Linked DNA regions of Homo sapiens: region 1 is linked to region 2. The links are chromatin contacts, found by Hi-C or POLR2A ChIA-PET in ENCODE. All regions are on one chromosome and are shown on one strand. The core of a region is the stretch at or near the end of the contact, and the rest is flanking DNA. Distances in the headings are between cores, read along the strand shown.

Region 1 (5,108 bases), core at 2,397-4,896, 220 kb before region 2:
GTCTCAAGCCACCACAGTCGTCTCTGGGCACCTCCTGTCCCACTCCACTCTGGCCTAAGAAACCGCGCTACCCTCTCTGCAGCCGTGGCTGGAGACCCAGGGTGGATCCAGCGCCAGCCACAGAAAGCGACGCGCCTCCATCCCGGATGCCAGAGCCCTCCCATAACCCCCTGAACTAACAACCACCCGCCTCTCAGGGACGAGAGGTCAAATGTCGTGTTTTTTGTCTTCTTTTACTCACTATTCTGGCTCCTTTTACTATTATGTTTGTGAAATTTATCAACGTGGTTTGTAGCTGTAGTTCATTCATTTTCGTTGTTACATAGTATTCAGTTGTCTGAATAAACTTTTTTTTAAAACCCATCCTACTGTTAATGGACATTAGGGTTGTTTCCAGTTTAAAGCAATCACCAAAAAATGCTTCTAAGACATGTCTTTAGATGCAAGCACATATGCGTTTCTGGTGGCTGGGTCACAGAATACGCATACATTCAACTTTAGTAGATATGCCAGAGTTTCCCCAAAATGGTTTCACCAATGTACACTCTCATGAAAAATATGTGAAAATTCCCATTGTTCCATAATCCTTGCTGAAATTTGGCACTGTGAATCCATTTCTAGCAGGGATTTCAGCATTGCGTTTGTGATTCCTTAAGAAATATCAAAGGACCTATCATACTGGCAATATGTAAAAGCCTGAAAACATACAGATCATGAGGCTGTGTGAAGACAGGCACTCTCACACTTTGCTGTTGAGAGTACAAAATAACACAACCTCTACAAAAGTCTCTCTCTTATTGTTCATTGCAGCATTATTTGTTAAAGCAAAATATTGGAAGTAATCCAAATACCCACCCCCAAGAAACTGGTTAAAAAAATTATGGTACATCCACAGAATGAGTTATTATGCAGGTGTGAAAAAAGAGGACTACTTCAAAAACAGGACATTTCTAGGCTTTTCTGTTAGATGATAAAGCAAGGCATGAAAGAATGTATATAACATAACTTATGGGGTACAGAAGATAAATACTCATTTTTGCAAGAAAAAAGAGAAAAAGTAGGGAAGGGAGGAGGGAATGAAGAAGGAAGGAAGGAGAGGATAAATAAATAATGAAAATTGGGTATGAGTATATGTGGTAAAGGGACTGGGGATGGAAGCAGAACTCCTCTAAACATACCTTTTTATATAGTGTGGATTTTGAACTAAGTAAATGTTTTGAATTGTCAAAAAAATTAAAAAGGGATGAAAGCAAACCCTGAAATGGAATATAAACAGAAACAAATGCTCCTAACCATATATCGTTTAAAATATAACCACAGAGAAAATAATTAATTCAAATAAGGTATTTATACAGCTATACTCCCTTAATGGGATATAATTCAAAAACAAAACAAGCAAAGAAATTTTGAATTCTACATAGTAGATATGTTATTGCTAGTGATGTATTGGTATTATAATCTTGAAACTATTTTGTTTATAAGAAACTATTTTGTTTGAGTGAATTTATTTATGCTGTTGGGAGCCAGAGTTTTCACTGTGGGTGAAAAGAAAAAAAACAAATGTGCAACGGTGAAAAATGTAAAAGAATTCTGTGGAGTTGTTTTTGAACAGAAAGTATCTTATAAAATCCTCCATATATATATTATATATGTATATGGAGGATTTTATATCTGTATATAATATATATTATGTACATAATATATAGTATATAATATATTATATATGTTATATATAATACACATATATATAATATAAAATCCTCCGTATATAATATATAATATATAGGATAATATGTAATATGTATTATATATAATATATAATATATGATATATAGGATAATATATAATACGTATTATATATAATATATTATATATATAACATATTCATATATTCTAGCTCTTGTACACTGAAGGAGCCTAGAGGCAATAATATGTCCTAGTAGTGAGAGGTGAAGCTGGCTGGGCTTCCGGTTAGGGTGGGGACATGGAGAACTTTTCTGTCTAGCTAAAGGATTGTAAACACACCAATCAGCACTGTGTCTAGCTGAAGATTTGTAAATGCACCAATCAGCACTCTGTGTCTAGCTGAAGATTTGTAAATGCACCAATCAGCACTCTGTAAAAATGCACCAATCAGCACTCTGTGTCTAGCTAAAGGTTTGTAAACACACCAAGCGGCACTCTGTAAAGATGGACCAATCAGCACTCTGTAAAATGGGCCAATCAGCAGGATGTGGGCGGGGCTGAATAAGGGAATAAAAGCTGGCTACCACCCCCGCCCCAGTCAGCAGTGACAACCTGCTAGCATTGATTTTTGTGCTGTGGGATCTTTGTTCTTTCCCTTTTCACAATAAAACCTTACCACTTTTCAGTTTTTGGGTCTGCACTACTTTTAAGCATTGTAATGCTCACTACGATGGTCTGCAGCTTCAGTCCTTAAGTCAGCGAGACCACGAACCCACCAGAAGGAAGAAGCAACTGCAGGCACGCCACCCTTAGGAGTTGTAACACTCACTGCAAAGGTTTACGACCTCACTCCTGAAGTCAAGTGAGACCACGAACCCACCGGAAGGAAGAAACTCTGGACGCATCTGAACAGCAGAAGGAACAAAGTCCAGACACACCATCTTTAAGAACTGTAATGCTCACCGTGAGTATCCGCGGCTTCATTCTTGAAGTCAGAGCAGGAACCCACTGGAAGGAGCCAATTCTGGACACAGTAGACTGGCAGGAACCAATGCCAGACACAGTAGCAATGAGGTTATTCATTGCCCGAAATCCAGATCTTGGTTTCTATATACCATTTTTCACTGATGTACTGTAGCTTCATGAAGCAATGGTGATTCTAGGTTTAGGGTAGGAATAGTATAAAATGGGACTGAAATATCTTTTGTGAGAAAGTGAAGTGCACAAAAACTGTTGGGAACTTATCAAAGGACATAGAAACCTGTTTGTGGCCGGGTGCGGTGGCTCACTTCTGTAATCCCAGCCCTTTCGGAGGCCGAGGGAGCGGATCACTTGAGGGACAGGAGTTCAAGACCAGCCTCACTAAGGCATAGTGGTGTGTTCTTGTAATCCCAGATACTCAGGAGGCCGAGACAGGAGGATCACTTGAACCCGGAATGCGGAGGTTGCAGTGAGCTGAGATCGCATCCACTGCACTCCAGCCTGGAGACTTTGTCAAAAAAAGAAAAGAGAGGGAGCAGTGTGAAAGGGCTCCAACTGACCAAATTTTAAATAATTTGAGCATCAACATAATAATAACAGTAATTATTTGTAAAGGAATCCATGAGTTCATCGTGATAAAATGAGACGGCAGGGAAAAGAAAGGGTATTCTTTGCAGGAAATGGCAACTAATAAATGTAGAAATGTGCTTCAGTTTCCTCACCTGTTAAATGGAGATAATTGTACCTAACTCACAGGGTTGTTATGCGGGGTAATGAATTAATACGTGTTAAAACACTATGTTGGCCGTTATTATATTGCCGCGTGGAAGACAATGTGTCACCTAGTATCTCACTTAAGACTACAGACGGGATTCAGAGTGACGACCACAGAGGTGTGGAAACCTCCGGCCTTCCTAGAAGGAACACAGCCGGAACCGCTGTTTCGCGGAGAGCGGGCCGCGGTGACGCATTTCCGGCCTTTGTAGTTTATCATTCTTTGGGCTGCGGTTGTCAAGGATTCAGAGCAGATGTGATCTGCGCTAGGTGGCATCTCCTCTCACGGATGCCTCGGTGAGCTTCGGAGTCGGGCTACCGCTGAGGGGCTTCGGAAGGGCCAGTCTGTGCACTGCGACCTGGACTGGGTGTGGGGATTTGGCGGCAGGGTCTTCTTGGCCAGAGATGGGCCGGGCAGGTGAAGGGCAGAGGAGGTTGCTCCGCAGCCTGGAAGGGCTTTGTTAACCAAAAGTCAGCGTCGTTGCCCCTACCCCTTTCCCCCACCCTATGTCTGTTCCTGAGCTCTTCAACCTCTCTGCCCTGTACTGATGGCACTCTGAACTCTCCGTATCTGCATCTTAGGATTCAAATAGATTCGGATATGAAGAAATGTTTGTATTTTCCGATGTCTTATTCTCTACTGTGGACTTATTTTAAAGAATGAGCAGGGATAGTTTTAAACTATGCCACAGCCTTTCTTAGTCTAACTCACATAGTATAAAGGCTCTTGCTGCTATCGAATTTTTTAAAAGAATAAATAGCATCTACTATGTGCCAGCCCAGCACTGTTCTAAGCACTTTACAAATATTATCTGCTTCTCATAACTCTATGAGATAGACACTATTATTATGTAGACTACACCCCACCTCTCTGTCCCGCCCCTTTTTAAAATTAACATACAAGAAGAAAATGAAGTTAGTAACTTGCCCAAGGTCGTAGAGCGAGTAAGGGGTGTAGGCAGGATTCAAATACAGGCAATTTGGCTCCAGACTCCATTTTCTTAAAACCTTTGCTATGCTAACTCCACTCTGTTCCTATATTAGCTTTACAGCTATAACCCGGGAAGTTACTTCGCTCATTTGAATCCCGTCCTTCTTTTGTACCTCAGTAGTCCTGGGCTTCTAGTTAGGATTTGATTGGAGAGAATATATCTGAAGACGTATATCTTTCAGTGTTTCTGCAAACCTGATGAAACAGCCGTTTTATTGGTTTGTGTGCATGTTTTCACCCACTCATCTTGTTCTTTGAGCAATAGAAAAAGATTACAGTCTTGGCCCTAAGGGAAAGTAGCAACTATTAATTAAACTACCATTGTACCAAAATTGTACATTATCTTATTAAAAGATTAATTTGCATGTTTATATGCCAGGTTTTGTGCAAAAACACTTTGTATGCATTATCTCATTTAATATTCTCAACAAGTTGGCAAGGCAGTTGTTGACCTCATTTCATATATGAGCTTGAGGCTTAGAAAAATCAACTAACTTGCCCAAGATCACTGCGTTAAAATTCACAGATGGCCTGGCACTATGGTTCATGCCTGTAATCCCAGCACTTTGGGAGGCCGAGGTGGGCAGATCACGTGAGGTCGGGAGTTCGAGACCAGCCTGACCCATATGGTGAAACTCCATCCTACTAAAAATGCAAAAATGAGCCAGGAGTGGTG
Region 2 (4,744 bases), core at 75-2,574:
GCCAAGTTTTTAAATCTTCTTTCAATCTTGATTTCTTTATGTGAAGAAGAAATAGCAATAATGCTTCACAGAGTTCATGGAGGAAAACAGCCCATGAATTAGGGACTGCACCGATCACTCAGAAAGTCTGAATAAAAAGTTTGAACTCACTGTATAAACATCAACTTAGAGAAAGAATAAATGGAAATATTGTTACTGTCGACTAAATGAACGAACCAACATTTACTTTACTATTTACTTCAGTTTTCTTAATCTTCAAAACAACCATTTAAGGTTAGTATTATTTTCACTAAATTTACAGAAAGAAAGGCTTAGGTGGATTCCAAGTCCTGGAGCTTTCCACACCGCCCTGCTGCTACTGAAGAATAACAGTCAACACTGCACAAGTCTACAATATGCTTTCAGATACAAGACTATATTTCATCCTCACAATTACCCACTGAGGTTTTATTATAATAATTATTTCACTAGATAAGAAATGGAAGCCAGGGAAAGTTAAGTAGATTGCCCAAGGTCAACTTCTTTTTGAGGACAATCCTAAGAAGCCAAAGAAGCCCAAGGGAAAAGTTTTCTCCACAGACGCAGGAAGCACCTGAAACCCATGGGGGTGTTCCCAAAATGTGTGTCTCCAAAATGCCAGGAAGCACAGCGCAGCAGCTGAATTCCAGCTTGAAAGGCCCTATGGCAGACATCTGGGGAATCTGAATTGGGAGGTGGAGAGAAGTACAGGGAGACCCAGAATATGCCCTTTAACGGGCTCCTCAGTGATTTGTATGTATTATAAGGTTTGAGAATCAATGAACTAAGGAAAAGGGAATCGGGAACTGCTACATTCTGCGCTTGAAAACCAGTCCATTCAACGCCCCTTAATTTGCTTTCAGAATCTAGAGGTAAGAGGGTATACAGGTTCTCCATCGTGAAGGCTGCCAAAGTCTTAATTGTCCTTAACTTCCTCTCCCGGGTGTTTCTTTCCCTGAGTCCTAAGCCTGTTGTCGTTATTCACCGAGGTGACCCTTCAGCCTCGCAGTCCTCCTACAACCCTTTCTTGTACAATGTCCCCACAGCTGGGGATGACCACTCTGGTCTAGGGGACGCCCGAAGCCGCCCGGCACTGACCGCCGCCCCCTCCTCCGGCTCCCACTTCCCAGCGGCTGAGGTTCACTTTCCACACCCCTTTTCCAGCCCCACCCTCCCTGACCCGCCTCCATTCCCGGTCCCCACAGCCAACTCACGAGACCCGGAACGCGCAAGGAGGGAGAGGGGGTTACCGGCCCGGCGTTGCTAGAAGCGCGGCACGAACAATGGCCGGGCAGGGAACAAAGATGCCGACCTCTCCTCGAAGGCGGACGGAGCAGAGGCACTTCCGGGCCGGTCTAGGATTCCATGTCTCGATGTCCGGCGTTCACCTTGCTTCGGACTCAACCCCCAATTTCCTGGCGTCCAGTTCTTTTTCAGCAGTGAATCACATAATCAGAATGTCATACGTGTGTGGGCCGCACACAGGTTTTAAACGGAAAACGTTGATGAAGCATAGACCGTTAACTATTGAAAATGATGATTTTTAAAAGCATTTTTAAAATTAATACATTATTTATGGTTTAAAAACCCTCAGACAATACCAAAATTAATAAAGTAAAATGTCAAACCCCACCTACCCCTCCTTAGTCCCACTCCCCGAGGCAGCCACTGTCACCGTTAGCCTGGAATTTGTATATCATTGTGATCCTCTCTCACACACACAATGGCATTATTTTATATTTAGCCTTTTCTCCCCCGCTTATTTTAACGTTTTCACTTCATGTATCCTAAAAAGCTTTACTCATCATGTAAGTCTAACTTATTGTATGGGTGCATAACAGTCCATAAAGCAATTTATTTGTCCAGGCCCCTATGTATTCTTTATTTAGGCATCTGCCTGCGTGCTTGCCTTCTTTCCTCCCTCCCTTCCTCTTTTCCTACCTTCCTCCCTCCCTTCCTGCCTTTCTCCCATCCTCCTTTCCTTTTCTTTCTTTCTTGTTTTTGTTTTTTGTTGTTTTTTTTTTTTGCTGTAAAAGTTTTCTGGAGTTTTAGTAATAATAATACAAAATCAAACCAAAACCAATTAAATAAATTTGTCACCCAGGCTGGAGTGCAGTGGCACCATCATAGCTCACTGCAGACTGCAACTCCTGGCTCAAGCAATCCTGCCTCAGCCTCCTGAGTAGCTGGGACTACAGTCACATACCACCATGCCCAGCATTTTTTTTGGGGGAGGGGGGTAGAGACCAGGGTCTCGCTTTGTTGGCCAGGCTGGTCTCTAACTCCTGACCTCAAGTGATCCTCCCACCTCCGCCTGGCAAAGTGCTGGTACAGGCATGAGCCACCATGCCCAGCCTTAAATAAATTTTATTGGTACAAAAGAGCGTAATTGTAGGTACTGTTAGTCATTCATCAGTTTTACTATGCCAACCAGAATGATGGTGTCACGTAGATTAAACTATATTCTGTTTGTTTTAACAGAATCTTATCATTTATTTTATTAAAGCAGTAAGAAAGTATCTTGTGTGTTAATGGAGGCTCCATGATCTGTTTTAACTCCAAAACGGTAGTAGCTCGGAAAATTTCTTTATTATTTTCCTCAACCTAGCCTTCTGAGGGCATTAAATAAACCCAAGCTTTATGCTTTACTTCTTTTTCTTTCAAATATCCAATAAGTATATAATCAATAAGAGCACTAACATGCAGAAAATTTGCTCAAAAATCCTCATCACTTTTTCCACCATACCATGTTCACTTGCAAATCCCTCATTACAAACTTTCCTAACAAACTATGAAATGAGAGTAAATGCTCAATTTCTCTTGGACTTGAATAGACTGTTTAAATATGTTATTCTTTTCCATTTTGTATGACCATCTGTGACAAGTAAATGCAATTTAATATTTGTATGAAACTTCTTAAATGTCTCACTGGCAGTTGGTTAGGGTCTCTCACTGGTTTATATGTGCTTGCTAAGTGGGTCAACTATAGGGCTCAGGCAGGCTCCAGCCCAGAGTCAAGTGGGCAGCACGTTGGACTTCACAATGGTTAGCCCTGAGAGAGACTGGCTTTCATTTGTCTGTTTCCGGGAAGATTCCACTATAGCAGTACTTTGATGAGTATCCTGGGACAGAAGGGATTATTTTTAACATATAACTGGGAATCCGTACTGAATATTGAAAATGCCACACCAACTCAAAGACAAGAAATACTGACTGCAAAATCAACCAAAAAGGTTAAGGATTACCTGAATCTAGAAGCAGGCATATTGGGATACTAACTCGGCTGTGGGTTATGCCATAAGCTAAAAAAATTAAGATGAAATAAAACAAAAAGAAAGAAGACAGAAAGAAAGAAAGAAAGACAAAGCAAGCAAGAAGGAAGGAAGGAAGGAAAGAAAGAGAAAGAATGAAAGAAAGAAAAAAGAAAGAAAGAAGGAAAGAAAAGAAAGAAAGAGAGAGAAAGAAAGGAAAAGAGGGAGACAGGGAAAAAGGAAGGAAGGAAGGACTTGGAGGATTGGTGACAAAGAGATTATTGATGGAACTAGCTCGTATGTGGATAGATCTCTTAGAATGGATATCAAATGTACAAATATTTGTGTCCTGTATGAATCTTCATTAACCCACTGTGTCAGAGGGTTTCAGTAAGCAAGTGAACAAGATGATGGTGAAACAGAACATGGACTCCTCCTCTTCATAGCCTACTGGGATCCCTCCTTAAGCATGAAAATAAAGGAAAAATTGTGAGTCCCTTCAAGGGAAATTCCAGGCACCCTGCAACCAGCAACTAGGGAAATAAATTAATAACCTGCTAAGCAAGATGATAATAGGCCGGGCGCGGTGGCTCACGCCTGTAATCCCAGCACTTTGGGAGGCCGAGGCGGGTGGATCATGAGGTCAGGAGATCGAGACCATCCTGGCTAACAAGGTGAAACCCCGTCTCTACTAAAAATACAAAAAATTAGCCGGGCGCGGTGGCGGGCGCCTGTAGTCCCAGCTACTCGGGAGGCTGAGGCAGGAGAATGGCGTGAACCCGGGAAGCGGAGCTTGCAGTGAGCCGAGATTGCGCCACTGCAGTCCGCAGTCCGACCTGGGCGACAGAGCGAGACTCCGTCTCAAAAAAAAAAAAAAAAAAAAAAAAAAAAAAAAAAAAAAAGATGATAATAATAGCATAAACAATAGTCACCCAAGTGAGTCAGAGTCATGAGATGTTTGTTTCCTTATAGAAACTAAAGATAACATTTGACATATGTCCTTGAGTTGAGTTGTTTTTCAGAAACCAGGACCCCCACCAGATGGAAAATGTTGATCACTGTCATATAGACCTTGACAGACAGGAATCAGAAGATGGATAAGCAAGTTCTAGAAATTTTCCAGCCTTTAGCTCACATTGGAGAACCCCCTCATCCATGCCTTAAAAACTCTTGCTTGTAAGCCATCTTACAAAGAGTTCAGATCTTAAGTGTTAGTGGCCCAATAACCTTGCTTGGTGCTCTACAATAAATGCCTTACTTTCTCTCACTGCAAATCCTAGTGTCAATGTTTGACTTTGCTGCACTGGAGAAGCAGACCCAAGTTTTGTTGCTTAACAATCTGCTCTATGGGTATCAGCAACTCTTTTTTCAGCTATCTCAGCATTTGCTCAAGAAACTTTTGAACATAGTGACCATGGCTGCCATGATGAAGGCTGTACATAGGCTCAGAAAACAAGACAAAAGCTTTTCTGTTG

Evidence for each region. Hi-C counts contacts between places; a loop is a spot of excess contacts on that map. ChIA-PET counts read pairs that join two places held with the same protein, here RNA polymerase II (POLR2A). Pooled maps may share reads with other maps.
Region 1: a pooled map shows a loop between it and region 2 (8-fold over the local background). The contact joins the promoter of ZSCAN23 here to the promoter of ZSCAN9 in region 2. A Hi-C loop is called at or near these places in 3 of 37 single-sample maps with no recorded cell type and 13 of 50 pooled maps. POLR2A ChIA-PET finds 5 or more read pairs at or near these places in 3 of 52 experiments (H1, activated CD4-positive, alpha-beta T cell and activated naive CD4-positive, alpha-beta T cell).

Annotation. Positions count from the first base shown.
Region 1 is chr6:28,442,029-28,447,136 of GRCh38, reverse strand. It overlaps ZSCAN23 (zinc finger and SCAN domain containing 23), which reads left to right and starts at 3,646. Exons shown (of 4, transcript NM_001012455.2): 1 at 3,646-3,738. It also overlaps the pseudogene COX11P1. RefSeq lists enhancers at 3,464-3,543, 3,714-3,763, 3,337-3,847.
Region 2 is chr6:28,221,855-28,226,598 of GRCh38, reverse strand. It overlaps ZSCAN9 (zinc finger and SCAN domain containing 9), which reads right to left and starts at 1,324. Exons shown (of 4, transcript NM_006299.5): 1 at 1,233-1,324. RefSeq lists an enhancer at 1,420-1,519.